2 separate regions of the Homo sapiens genome follow, and region 1 is linked to region 2. A link is an interaction called in ENCODE POLR2A ChIA-PET data of the cell type or tissue named here. Cell type or tissue: K562. All regions are shown on one strand. Each heading gives the region's core, and the rest is flanking DNA. Links, peaks and the distances in the headings are about the cores only. Region 1 has its middle 12 kb from the start of EZR. Region 2 has its middle 55 kb from the start of LINC02901.

What was found. ChIA-PET counts read pairs that join two places held together with the same protein. Peaks named below come from ENCODE experiments on the same cell type or tissue, not always from the same donor. Only the 100,000 strongest peaks of a DNase experiment are listed, where the experiment ranks them.
Region 1: POLR2A ChIA-PET joins it to region 2 with 5 read pairs; 6 of 35 experiments call an interaction of 5 or more read pairs at or near these places.

The regions. Positions count from the first base shown.
Region 1 is chr6:158,830,399-158,833,312 of GRCh38, forward strand. No RefSeq gene overlaps it. Among named protein-coding and RNA genes, the nearest start is that of EZR, 12 kb to the left of the region's middle. In K562, for the core only: no CTCF peak of the experiment used is centred there; a DNase peak (open chromatin) is centred at 1,733.
Region 2 is chr6:158,923,853-158,926,766 of GRCh38, forward strand. It overlaps the pseudogene RNU6-293P. Among named protein-coding and RNA genes, the nearest start is that of LINC02901, 55 kb to the left of the region's middle. In K562, for the core only: no CTCF peak of the experiment used is centred there; no DNase peak of the experiment used is centred there.

The sequences.
Region 1 (2,914 bases), core at 259-2,758, 93 kb before region 2:
AACTCCTGAACTCAAGCAATCCTCCTGCCTTGGCCTCCAAAGTGCTGGAATTACAGGCATGAGCCGCCACCGTGCCCAATTCCCAGTTCTTAAATATTGGCAAATGAGTTACAGTTTTTTTCCAAGATCCTCTGCAAGCCAGATGAGACGTGTGCAGGCCAGATGTGTGTTCCTCCCTGCCTTCTGCTCTGCAGATCCACTTAGTGTCTGTCCTATACGTGGGTTCAACCAGGTAACTTTTTTTTTTTTGAGACAGAGTCTCACTCTGTCGCCCAGGCTGGAGTGCGGTGATGTGGTCTCAGCTCACTGCAACCTCTGCCTCTCGGGTTCAAGTGATTCTCCTGTCTCAGCCTCCCCAGTAGCTCGGACTACAGGCGCGTGCCGCCACGCCCAGCTAATTTTTGTATTTTTAGTAGAAATGGGGTTTCACCATATTGCCCAGGCTGTTCTCGTGACCTCAGGTGATCTGTCCGCCTTGGCCTCCCAAAGTGCTGGACTACAGGCGTGAGCCACCATGCCCGGCCTTAACCAGGCAACTTCTAATGTCCCACTAGGCTTCAAAACACTGTCACTCCTGGCATGCTTGACTTTCCCTGGTGACAGTGCTGGCAGGGACTGTCCTCCCTGAGTCTAGGTGTGGTAGAAGACACACAGGCCCATCCACGCAGCCTCTCATTCTGTGCACACGCAAAGGCAGCTCTCGTGGTCGCATTTTCAGTTTGGGGAGTTGTCATGTTGGTAACTGTAGGCCTTAGACTTAAGGGACATTCGAGGAGGGAGTGACCCCCTTTCGTGGTGGACACAACACCCTAAATGGCTAGCCTCAGCTCTTCCTCCCTGGCAGGCCCCATCTATGCTGACCGCCCTGGTGGGGTTCTGAGCTGTACACCCCAACCCCTTACTCTGCCAATAAGAAAGAGTGGCTTCCATGTTTCTGCACACTTCCTTGCCAGCAGGGTTGTGTTTTGCTTCTAGACTGGCAGCGTCCACAGCCCTCTCACCAGTGAGCACCTCTGACGGCTCCACATCCCATCTGCCCCATTGTTGTGGCTGTGAGAGCTGTTCAGGGTTGGTGGAATGACCACCACAGCAGATGGGCATTGAGTGCAGGGTCCCTGCCCTTCCAGGCAGCTTACTTTCAAAGGCACGGCCATTCCACAACACGCTTCTCCTCCTGGATCTACCTACAGCAAAGCTGGGACTATTGGCATGGATTTCCTAAGACTTGCTTTCATTTCGAAATTGTTTTTAAGAAAGAAAAAGTAAAAGCAGCTCCGCACAATGGAAAAGCTACTTTGCATCTCATCTCCAAGTGGAGCTGACCTGGATAGTCATCCCCTGGTTCCTAGGTGGGGCAGGTGCTAACTGGCGGGTGGGCAGGGATGACGCCCATAGGAATGTTGACAAACTGGGTTTTGTGAATCTCCCGAAGCTCAGAACTCTGATGGCATCGATTCTTGGTGGCTCTTCCTCCCTTCTCTTCCCTTTATCCCAAGGTCTGGCCATCGGATCCTAGAACTTGCAACTGAGAAGGGGGAGACCTGGCTTCCATGTAGAGGACACACGATTTCCTCCCCTCTGAGGGGGCTCGTGAGGGTGACTGTCGGGCCTCTCCTGGAGCCTCAGAGAAGGACTCACTTGTCTGTGGGTGAATTTGGAAGGAGAACCTGGGCATACAGAGCCCAGCCCTTTGGCTCACTCTTCCTCTTGGGAGCTGACCCGCCCACTGCTCTATCTCTTCCAGCCATGCATGTTGTGGGGCCTGGTCCCCTGTGGATGGCCCATGGTGGCCTAGAGCTGTCTCTGCCAGGGGGCATATTTGTCTAATTCCATCATGCAGTTTTAGGCAGTCCATTTGCCTGTAGATCGAGGCCATGCCCTCCAACGGTGGCTTTATCAGCAGTAAAACTTGCAGGTTTCATCTCCCTTGTCTCATTCACTGGCCCTTTCACATTGCAACCAGCACCTCTGCTGGCTCCCAGGCTGCTCCGCTGGAGCTGAAAAGAATGAATACCCATCTTCAGCAACTGTATCTTTCCCCCTCTTAACTTAGGCTCGGGAATCAAGCTTCCCCTAAATAATGAATTGGACTTTATTCTCTCTAACCATACCAGCTCTCAAAACATTGGAAGCCAGATTTACTGGGTCCAAATGTTTATGTTTATGGTTAGTTACATCAAAGAGACTTTGTCATTAGTAAAAGTGTTTTAATTTAAGGCAGGAACTTGGTTATGGCTCCTTGAAGACATCTGCTTACATTGCCTGGTGTCTATCCCTGTATCTGACACCCAGAGAGCTTAATAAACATTTTTATTCCATCAGTTTGGTTGATTGAATGAGCCTGGACTTTTTCCTTTGTAACTCTCCAAAGCACTGAGCTCTCAGCAAAACAGAACCAACCAAGATGTGGCGCTGACTGACTCAACTGAACGTTTATCCCCAGAGACTTCTGATAGCGATCCTACCTATTCGAATTGAATCCAGCTCTTTATGTTTTAATTACTTCTTGTTATTCTCATTTTCTTTTCCCCATCATCCTAATGTGTTTAACATGTCTGTTTATATGTATTTTCCATAAAGTATATATTATTTAACGTACACATGCTTTCAATTTATTTATTTATTTATTTATTTATTTATTTATTTATTTATTTTGAGATGGAGCCTCACTGTGTCACCCAGGCTGGAGTACAGTGGTGCGATCTCTGCTCACTGCAACCTCCGCCTCTCAGGTTCAAGCCATTCTCCTGCTTCAGCCTCCCGAGTAGCTGGGACTACAGGCGCACTCCACCATGCATGGCTAATTTTTGTATTTTTAGTAGAGATGGGGGTTTCTACGTGTTGGTCAGGCTGGTCTCGAACTCATGACCTCAGGTGATCTCCGCCTGCCTTGGCCTCCCAAAGTGCTGGGATT
Region 2 (2,914 bases), core at 171-2,670:
ATTGTGTTGTTTTGGAAACATCATAGAGCGCATTTACGCAAACCTAGATGGTGCTTCACCGTGGGGTTATGTTGTGAGAAGTGCATTGTTAGGTAATTGTGTTGTTTTGGAAACATATAGAGTGCATTTACGCAAACCTAGATGGTATCGGCCTACCACATACCTAGGCTAAGTGGTAGAGCCCATTGCTCCCAGGCTACGGACCTGTACAGCAAGTACTGAGTACTGCAGGCAATTGCAGCACAATAGGAAGTATTTATGTCTCCAAACGTATCTAAACAGAAAAGGTAAAATACAAATATGGTAATATAATCTTAAGGGACCGCATCAAGAAATGACTGGCAAAGTTCACGTAAAAATGCCCTTGGCAATTATGCATGATTTGACCTGCAATAACTACTGGGTCCCACATAATGAGCGGAAGGTCGGGCACCCTACTACACCTCATAATTCACATGGGTAATTTGATGTAGTTGTTAATGGTCTGCCGTAAAAAAGAGTCATCATCCTAACAGCTCCAAAGCTATTTCTGTAACTGATCTTTATCCTAGCAGTCACAGCCGAACACGCCCACATGGATCCTCAGTGAAAGGCAAAGTTAGAAGCTGGCAAGCTCTCCATTAGCTGCAATCATGCTGGTCTAAGATGAATCCTTTTATTGGAAATCTGGTGGGCAAAGCCACAGAAGCTCTCTTTTCTCTGGGAAATAATATAGCTTCTAGGTAATGTGTGCTTTACAGCCCACACCTCCTGGCCATGCTTTGCCCTAGGGATGGGGTGACACAGTGGGAGAGAGTGAGGGGGAAGGGAAGGGGGAGAGGGAGGAGGAAGAAAGAGGGAGGGAAAGCGGGTGGGGGAGGAGGAGTGGGCATGAGGGGGAAGAGAGAAGGAAGGGGAAGCGGAAGGGGAGAGGGAGAAGAGGGAGGGGAAGTGAGAAGGAAGGGGAAGAGAGGGAGAAGGAGGAGGAAGGAAAGGGACAAGAGGGAAGGATGAGAGGGAGAGAGAAGGGCTTCAAACAACCTTCAACACACACAGAATGGCCCTCTGCTTCTATTTCTTTCTTTTAACCAATAATTTAATTGAAAAAGAATTTTAAGGCCCAGTGTATTGGCTCATGCCTGTAATCCCAGCACTTTGGGAGGCTGAGGCAGGTGGATCACTTGAGGTCAGGAGTTTGAGACCAGCCTGGCCAACATGGTGAAACCCTGTGTCTACTAAAAATACAAAATTGTGCTGGGGAAGCTGAAGCAGGAGCTACTGGGGAGGCTGAGGCAGGAGAATCACTTGAACATGGGAGGCAGAGGTTGCAGTGAGCTGAGATTGCGCCACTGCACTCTAGCCTAGGCAACAGAGTGAGACTCTTGTCAAAAGAAAGAAAGAAAGAAAGAAAAGAAGGAAGGAAGGAAGGAAGGGGAAGGAAGGGAAGGGAAGGAGGGAGGGAAGGAGGGAGGGAAGAAGGAAGGAAGGAAGGAATTTTAAGGCTAAGTACAGACAGTCACGTACCAGTTTCAGTCAACTATGAACCAAATATACAGCAATGGTATATTTGCTGTGTCCCATAAGAGTATAATGGAGCTGGAAAATTCCTATCACCCAGTCACATCTTGATGATCCTGAACCTGTGTAGGCTAATGTATATGTATGTGTCTTAGTTTGTAACAACAAATTTTTAAAGTAAAAAAAAATAAAAAAATTTTTAAAATAGAAAAAAGTTTATAGAATAAGGATACAAAGAAAGAAAATAATTTTGTAAAGCTGTAAAATGCGTTTGTGTTTTAAGCTGTTTTGTAAAAGAGTCAAAAAGTTAAAACAAATTAAAAAGTTTATAAAATAAGAGAGTTACAGTAAGCTAAGGTTAATTTATTATAATATTATTATATAATTTATAATTAATTTATTATAATAATATTCTTTTAAAATATGGAACACTGCATGAATTTACATGTTGATATGGTTTGGCTGTGTCCCCACCCAAATCTCATCTTGAATTGTAATCCCCATAATCCCCACATGTCATAGGAGGGACCCAGCGGGAAGTGATTGGATCACAGGGGCAATTTCCCCCATGCTGTTATTGTGATAGTGAGTGAGTTGTCATGAGATCTGATTTTTTTTTTTTTTTTTTTGCGACAGAGTCTTGCTCTGTAGCCCAGGCTGGAGTGCAATGGCATGATCTCGGCTCACTGCAACCTCTGCCTCCTGGGTTCAAGTGATTCTCCTGCCTCAGCCCCCTGAGTAGCTGGGATTACAGGCACCTGCCACCTTGCCCGGCTAATTTTTGTATTTTTAGTAGAGACGGGGTTTCCCCATGTTGGCCAGGCTGGTCTTGAACTCCTGACCTCAGGTGATCTGCCCGCCTCGGCCTCCCAAAGTGCTAGGATTATAGGTATGAGCCACCGCGCCCTGCCGAGATCTGATGGTTTTATACATGTCTAGCATTTCCCCTGCTTGCACTCACTTCTCCTTCCTGCTGCCTTGTGAAGAAGGTGCCCTGCTTTTCCTTTGCCTTCTGCCACGATTGTGTTTCTTTTCTAAGGTCTCCCCAGCCATGCTGAACTGTGAGTCAGTTAAACTTCTTTCCTTTATAAATTACCCACTCTCGGGTATTTCTTTACAGCAATGTGAGAACAGATTAATTCACATGTCATCCTTGCACAGGGGCCATGCTGATCTTCTCTGTGTCATTCCTTAATTTATTACTGAAGAAAGAAAAATACTTGTTACACATTTAGCATAGCCTACGTGTACAATGTTTATCAAGTCCACAGCAGTGTACAGTAATGCCCTAGGCCTTCACATTCACTCACCACTCACTCACTCATTGACTCATCCAGGGCAACTTCCGTTCCTGTAAGCCTCGTCCATGGTAAGTGCGCCATTCAGGTGTACCATTTTTATCTTTTTGTAATTGTAA